Linked DNA regions of Mus musculus: region 2 is linked to region 1. The links are chromatin contacts, found by Hi-C in ENCODE. All regions are on one chromosome and are shown on one strand. Each heading gives the region's core, a stretch centred on a gene start or an enhancer-like site at or near the end of the contact. The rest is flanking DNA. Distances are from core to core; before and after follow the strand shown.

Evidence for each region. A loop is a pair of places that touch in the nucleus more often than their neighbours do.
Region 2: a loop to region 1 is called in a map of heart, with 5 times the contacts of the local background. The contact joins the promoter of Calcrl here to the promoter of Cwc22 in region 1. A Hi-C loop is called at or near these places in 5 of 37 maps with a recorded cell type or tissue (gastrocnemius and heart).

Annotation. Positions count from the first base shown.
Region 1 is chr2:77,944,571-77,948,485 of GRCm38, reverse strand. It overlaps Cwc22 (CWC22 spliceosome-associated protein), which reads left to right and starts at 2,130. Exons shown (of 20, transcript NM_001362658.1): 1 at 2,130-2,336.
Region 2 is chr2:84,423,249-84,427,163 of GRCm38, reverse strand. Calcrl (calcitonin receptor-like) reads left to right here and starts at 1,898. Exons shown (of 16, transcript NM_018782.2): 1 at 1,898-2,094.

The DNA of each region.
Region 1 (3,915 bases), core at 881-3,380:
CAGCAATAAAAACCTAACTAAGATAATTATTCATACCACATCTTTTAAGCCAGCCTGATACATCTCTTATTATATATTCATTCTATCAAAACTGCTCTTTTAGAAACTCTAATACACAGTGAGGACCAGCTCTAGAATTTTATTATTCCCTTTGCTTTATTGATATTGTTGTTGCTGGTTTGATTTGCCTTGTTTTCTTTCTGCTTTTGACATGGTCTTGCTATGTAGCCTTGGCTGGCTTGAAACTCACTCTGTATACCAGGCTAGCCTCAAACTCTTAGAGAGCTATCTGCCTCTGCTTCCCAAGTACTAGTATTAAAAGCTCACTACGTAGCCTTGGCTGGCTGAGAACTGACTATATAGATCAGGCTGGCCTTGAACACTTGAACACAGGTCTGCCTCTTAAATTATGGGATTAAAGTGCCTAGCCCAGGATTTTTATTTTGTTTACACCCTGTGGGGGTTTGAATAAAAATGGCCCACATAGACTCACAGGAATTAGGAGGTGTGGCTTTGTTGAGGTAGACTTGGTGCAGTGGAAGGAAGTGTGTCACTGAGGTGGGCTTCTCAGATGCCCACGCCTGGCCAGTGTTTGAACGTCTTCTCCTGCTGTCTGTGGATCTAGATATAGAATTCTCAACTCCTTCTCTAGCCCCCCTACTACTTAGATGCCATAAAACTCCCCACCATGAATTCCACCATCACAATAATGGAATAAACCTCTGTTGTAAGCCAATTAGATTGGCTGTTTGTTTGTTCATTTGTTTGTTTGTTTGAATATAACAATTGCTGTAGTCATGGTGTCACTTTATAGCAGGAGAAACGCTAACAAAGTCATACTATCTCTAGGAAAAGGCTGAAAGCTCAATCACCCTAAAATTATAATAAAGAAGCAGAGCTTACTGCCCCAGGCATTTGATGCCAGCCCCTAGGAAGCAGAGCCAGGCAGATCTCTGTGAGTTCAAGACCAGCCTGGTCTACATAGTAAGTTCCAGGCCAGCCAGGGCTACATAGTGAGACCTTGTCCCTGTTTAAAAAATAAACAAAATTCTTGGAGAAGCCAGGCCTGGTTTACAAAATACTTTGAAATATAAAGATGATGTTGTTTTAGGAAGAGCTTTCCAATCACATTAGCATGCTCTTTAACACTTACCTTTTGGTAACACTGAAAATCAAAGACTAAGGAAACAGTATAATTGAGGCCAGTGCTCTAAACTCGTTACAGATTTCACATTCCAACCCTGAAAGTATCATAAATACAACTTGCTTCTTTTTTTTTTAATTTTTTAATTAATTAATTAATTTATTTATTTTCGGAGACAGGGTTTCTCTGTATAGCCCTGGCTGTCCTGGAACTCACTTTGTAGACCAGGCTGGCCTCGAACTCAGAAATCCACCTGCCTCTGCCTCCAGAGTGCTGGGATTAAAGGCATGTGCCACCACGCCAGGCAACTTGCTTCTTTTCTTTTTTCACCTTCCTCTCTCTCTCTCTCTCTCTCTCTCTCTCTCTCTCTCTCTCTTTCAAGACAGGGGCTCATTATGTAGCTCTGGATGTCTTGGAACACACAGTGCCAGTCTCAGCCTCCAAAATATTTGGAGTAAAGGCAGACACCACCATGTTGGGCCTCCAATTTACTTCTCACTGTCCTTACAACATATCATTTATAATCAGATAGTCTTCCATTCACTTGAATTTAAAATCTTGGAACTTAATAGATACTAAACATTTTGTCACTTTCCCCTCTTCTCCCAAACAGACTTTTGGTAAAGCTTCTGTCAAAAATCTGAAAGGGATCGCTACTTTTTTTATTATTTTCAGGCAAGGTATTATATAGTAAGCCTCTGCGGTAGTTTCATAGTATGTATCTTAGTGTTAAGCTTTTACACTGAAAAAAAAAAAAAAGAAAGAAAAGCTACGGTGTCTACTAAGAGCTACTTTTTATGGCTTTAGAAGATGAGTAGTGTTAGAATAAGAAGCATGCCTCGAAAACCTAGCTCTCAAAAGTGTCTCTAGTGTGACCTCCTATCCGAACGAACTACAATTCCCGTCATGCACTGCGGTCCAACTACAACTCATTTCCGTCCGCGCTGCCAGAGCATGCTGGACTTTGTAGTTCACTCGGACTCACATGTTCTTTTCTCGTGTTCTTTGTAAGGAATGACAGTGTTACTAGCTGGATTGCTTTGACTCAAGGTGTTACTATACCGCATTATCATTAATCGTATCACATACCTGCCAATTCACTACCAGTTTTTCACTAATTTCTCGCGCTACTTTCACCCGGGAAAGGGAACTGACGCTCTTCCGGTATGATGGCGGCGCGGTGGAGCTTTAGGTAATTACGGAACTCTGAAGACTCGGGATAGACTAGGAGCCAGAGTGGGGGCGGCGGGTTGCTAGGTCGCGTGGAGAGGGCAGGGACTTGCGAGTGGGCGCTTGCCCGGTGGGCCTTGCTTTCCTCATGTGGCTGCGCCGTCTCCACCGGCGGCCCGCGAGGTGCCGTGTGAGCCGGCTGGGCCTAGCGCCGGCGGCGGGGCGTGCGTGTCTGGGCCTTGGTCTGGGTTGTCGGTGAACACCTCTCCTGGGAGCACCCTGGGTCGCGTCCCCAGTCGGCGTCCCGGGGCTGGCATTAATAAATTCTGGTAACGCGTTTGCCTCATTCCAGCTTATCCCAGTAGCCAATTCTATTACATTTTCATTTATGGATCGTTTTCATTGACTTGACTGAACCCCTGTCATGTTTAGCCCTAGTGATCCATGTTTCGCATCTTCTGTGTTTAGGTCGCATACGTAGTTAACCTTAACTCTAAAAGCCTCTACTATTTGCAACTTCCAAACATGGGTTTGCAGTTCCTGCCCCTAGCGAGCTGCAGGCCCTACAGTACAAACAGCACTGTGCCAGCTGTTTGACCTGCTCTAAATGCAAGACTTTTTTGATACATTGTAGCCACTTAACTCGCCCCCCCGCCCCCCGGAAGAATAATTTGGGGAAAGGTATTAATAGAAACAGTAACTGAGCCCCGGCAAGCCGTTGGTGAGTTTGCCCAGTGGTTAAAAGCACTCTTTCAGAGGGATCTAGGTTCGATCCAAGCACCCACAAGATGGATCACAACAAATTATAATATCAGATTCAGGGGACTGGATACCTGCTTGCTGATAGCCACTTGCACCAGCAACTTGAACTGTCCCTATATGTATATGAAGGCAAAAAAGATCCATACATGTGAAAATGAGCTACCTTTTCTGTTAATTGTGCTCTGTATTTAAACTGCCTTTTGTTTATTTATTTTTCCTGTTCTCTGTGTAGTCTTGACTGTCTTGGAACTCACTCCTTAGAGCAGGCTGACCTCAAATTTAAAGAGTTCTGCCTGCCTCTGCTTTCTGAGTGCTGGGATTAAAGGTGTGGGCTAGCCGGGTTTAGACTGGTTATTTTAGTTGAGTCCTACCTTGTTCATGACTGGCCCAGTCAGACTCAGTCTGGAAATAGACCAGTTCCAGAAAGAAGTGATTATCGGTAATACAGCAGATTGGAACTAATGTCTTTGAGGGTTTTTCTGTCAGATTTCCCTTGTTTTCTCTGTAAGTCTGAAATTACTGCAGGAACTCTAGCCAGCTTGAATGTGGTGGACAAGGCTCTCCTTCCCAAGTCCCCGTGTCTTGTTAAAAACCGTTAGATCACATTCCTCAAGCTAGCCCCCAAGATCTGTTCCCTGATCTAACCTGCAGAGATCCAGCTATCAAAGCATTGAAGTCCAACAATCCAAAACCTCTCTGGGGTCAACTAATTGACATGCCCAATTTAAATTAAATACCTCAGCCTAACCCCTCTACCCGCTACGCTAATATTTTCCTATATGTATGTCTTCTCTCTATCCAGAGACAGTCCTTTGTTCCCTTGGGACAAATACCCCTTT
Region 2 (3,915 bases), core at 649-3,148, 6.5 Mb before region 1:
TTACTAAGACTCTGCTGTGTTTGAACAAATCCAATGAGTGAATCAAAAACATGTTAATGCTTTAATACTTACTGGAAATGTATGTAGCTTTGTATACACCAGTCTGTGTCTCAGAGGTCAGATATTCTTAGAAATGGATACAGGAGCATATATGATGATCATTTAGAAGTTAAAATCTAGTATTTGTTTTGCCTGAACTTTAAGCTGTAAACATCATACTTAAAAGTTCTGTCAGTATTGTCCCAGTGAGTATAAACATCTGCAAGGGGACATGATTACTCTCTACTGCTTTCCTCCTGAGCCCCTGTGCAACATGCGACTCCACATCAGAACTCTGTGGTTTCACCCAAGAATGTGTTTTACTGTTTTTCTGATTAATGAGTTATTATTTTAGGAGGCAGTAGTGATTTATAATGCTGACTTTTCACCCCATGAGCTGAAGGAAACAGCACAGGAAAATATAATTCAACAGTTCCCTATAGAAAGCAAAACTAAAGTGTCCACAAAGTAACTTCCCAGTTTATCGCCGTCTCTTAAAACTACATTGTGTAGTTCAGCTTCTTACACAGACTTTCCATTTTCAGTGATGGAGATGGTCAATTATGTCCCATATTTCTAAACGGATGCATCCTATTCTATATCCATATACAGAATTAAAGATTCTGCAATAAATCTCCTCCATGGATCAAGATAGGAAACATTTAAAAATGGCGGTGTCTTTCAGGAACACGATATCCAGAGATTCTGCACCCTGTGTCTTTAGTGCGGTTCCTCATCTGCTAGGACTTTGAGCTCCTCATCTGCTACTTGGTTGTAGTAGCTTCGCTATTCGTCTGTTCCTCCAAGGTGAAGCAGCAAGATTGTAGTAGCTAGTTAGAACTTGCCATTTTCTAAATGTTATAAAATATGTTGATTCAAAGTTTAAACAGACAAATTATATTATTTTATCCATCCTTTCCAGTTTATACGTGAGACATTTGATGCAAAGATCATGTGACTTTTAGTGCTGTCTGGCTTCAGGAGTTATGATTATTGCCAAATCTCATAATTTATCATATTATATAAAACTAACAAGTATATTTCAGGTTTATAGGCTTTTTTTCCTGATCATACGCAATGATTTCTTACTTTATGATATAATTATGTTTAGAGGGAAAACTTTTTTTTAAATTGAAGTTCATTTATTGTATGAAATTATTTCATAGTATCATGTTAAACTAAAGCCACCTTTCCTTGAAGGTTATTTTGAGGTACAACTAGTATAATGTTTAGATTATATAAAATGATATAATTATGTCAGATATTTAAAAGTATGTACAATGATTTCATACTCTATACACAGTCTGGCTTTACAGGACATACAACTCAGGAACTCCTAGAAAGGACAGCCCGAAGCCTGTTCATCTTCTCATGCAAAACTGGTTGTGGAGTTGCATCAGATATTAGTGCTCAAAATTGAGTCCGAATTAGTAATTCTGATGCTCAAAATTCCATGCACATTTAAGAAAAAAAGATGTGACTGATAAATTGTTCCTGGTTGTTCTGTGAACCTTAATTCGACACACACCCACACTCCTAACTCCTTTGATTCTTTTACACCAAGATCGCCTTCAAATCCCAGGCAGCAAGTTCTAACAGAACTCAGTCTAGGTGAAAGGCAGCCAGCTTTTGCTGGTAACAATGTGTTCATACAGCAAAGGATCTCTGTCTGTTCAGGCTGCTTCTTGCTCTTGTCAGAGTGAGAAGGGAGTTGCTGCTCCTTTCCTGGGGTAAGCTATTTGAGAAAGAAAGTAACCTAACACTAAGTGCAGGCGGGGCGGGGTGATGTAACAGGAAGCTGTGATGTTTCCCTTCTGCTGCTGATCGCTTACAATCTGACAACACTCCCCATCTACTCAGAACAAGCCCTCTCTTCGCAGCGTGCACTTCTGCCTTAGGACCGGCGGGCTCTGTTGCCTGGACCTCACGCTGCCTGCAGGACCACATTGCAAAGCTTTCCACACCTCGCCTCCGGGAAACTCTTGTGCAGTATCTCAGAAAATCAAACTCCCTCCTGAGACTATTCCCACAGAATTTCCTTAGGAGCTGTGCCAGGTAAGTGTATTATTCAAAATAAACGTATGTATTCTCAGCACTATTCTTAAGTATTATGACAATGTTTCTAACAAGAATTTAGTAAGTGGCATTGAAATAATGTTGAAACCGCTTCATTTAGTCTACAAAGGGATACTAGAGAGTCTTACTCCAGAATGCATACAAAATGTACTACTAGTGCATAAGAGTATTTACAGTGATACTTTAGAAAATAAATTTACCAATTATTAACGATGTGAGCGGGCTATAAGGCAAGTTTCTGAACAAATACCTTAATCAGGAAACAATGCCTTTTTAAAGTTAGTTGTACTACCAGCTCAAGTCCTGACAGCTGGAAAACATTTGCACCCCAGGAAGGGTCTTTAAATTTTCCACATAATCAGTATTCTAAGGAAGGGATGGCAGAAGACTATGGGGTTCCAGAGTCTTCCTGTGTGGCTGAACACAAAGTTGGATTAAGAAGAAAAGCCACCGGCTTGGACTTCTGTTTGCTTTCCGCTTCTTTTGACATTTACACCTCTAACTAGGGAACCAATGGAATTTTCATTGTTCTTTGTTGCTAGATTTGTGTAAATACCCCATTTTTGGTTTTCCTTTGTTTTTGTTGTTGTTTGTATTGGGTTTTTTTCTTTTGGGGGGGGTGTTCATGAATTGTCTCCACTGTATTAAGATCATGGGTGTCTTACAAATAAGGTAAGGGGAAAACAAAAACAAGACAAAACAAACAAACAAACAAACAAAAAACCCAACCAACAACCAACCAACCATAAACCCCACAACTGCCCAGGGTTAAGAAAATGTAGTGATTTCTACATTACTTCATGGTTTTTAAACTCTTAAGCTTAGAGTTGTGTTACTTCAATTATACTGGAAACTTGTGGGGGAAGAGTGTGAAAGGAGTCTCCATAAATACATAAACAGAGGCACGATAAGCAAGTGGATTAGCTCATTAAGCAGAGGAATTAAATTAGATTTTCAGCTATGATGCTGAGATGAAGCAGCTGCAGGTCTCTCTTGCCACAGTACAGACTGTCCTGAGAATCTAAGGAGCTAGTGCCTACTTAACAAGTGGCTGTCAGAGCGGCATCACAGGTTATTGCTAAGGAATGGGAGATATCAGTTTTGGATTAAAATTGTGCTTATTAGCATAATTTATTAAATTCTACGTTTTCTTACTTAAGTGAAATATAAGCTGCAAGATGCCTTTCAATGCTAGCATTCTGAGCTCAATTTCTAGTAGTCTGGCAAATAAACAAAATATTACAAACTCATCCTGAGTAACTCCTCAGTGATTTTTGGCTCAGTTTCCACATGTTTTTCAATGTAATTGAAACATTAATTTGTACACTTGTAATTTTTAAAAGCTTTGCGGCTGATTTATGTTTTTATTTTATTTTTATTTATACTACCGAGTTCCCTGATGTATAAAAACAGACAAGGTGAGTTTAAGATAGGACTTGTTACAAATAGTCATTAAATAACTGGAGAAAGAAGCGAAATCAGCACATTAAATAACCCAGTGTCATTCATAGGAACAGAAGTTGAAAAGCATTATTCTAAGCCAGATGATTTTCTGAAATTAAGTATTATATTAATAAACTATTGTAAATTAGTACCTCCACAAACTCTTCTGATTTTTATTGAATTAATGTTTCAAAGCATATAACCATCTTGTATGATTTATTTTAATATTCTCACCTATATTTGTAGCATCATTTAAAACAATCCTAATTACCAAAAGTTATAGCAGAAAAATGCCAGGCAATGAATATTGATGGTCATTAGGCAAAGAAATTATCTGAGTTAATAACAAGAACATTA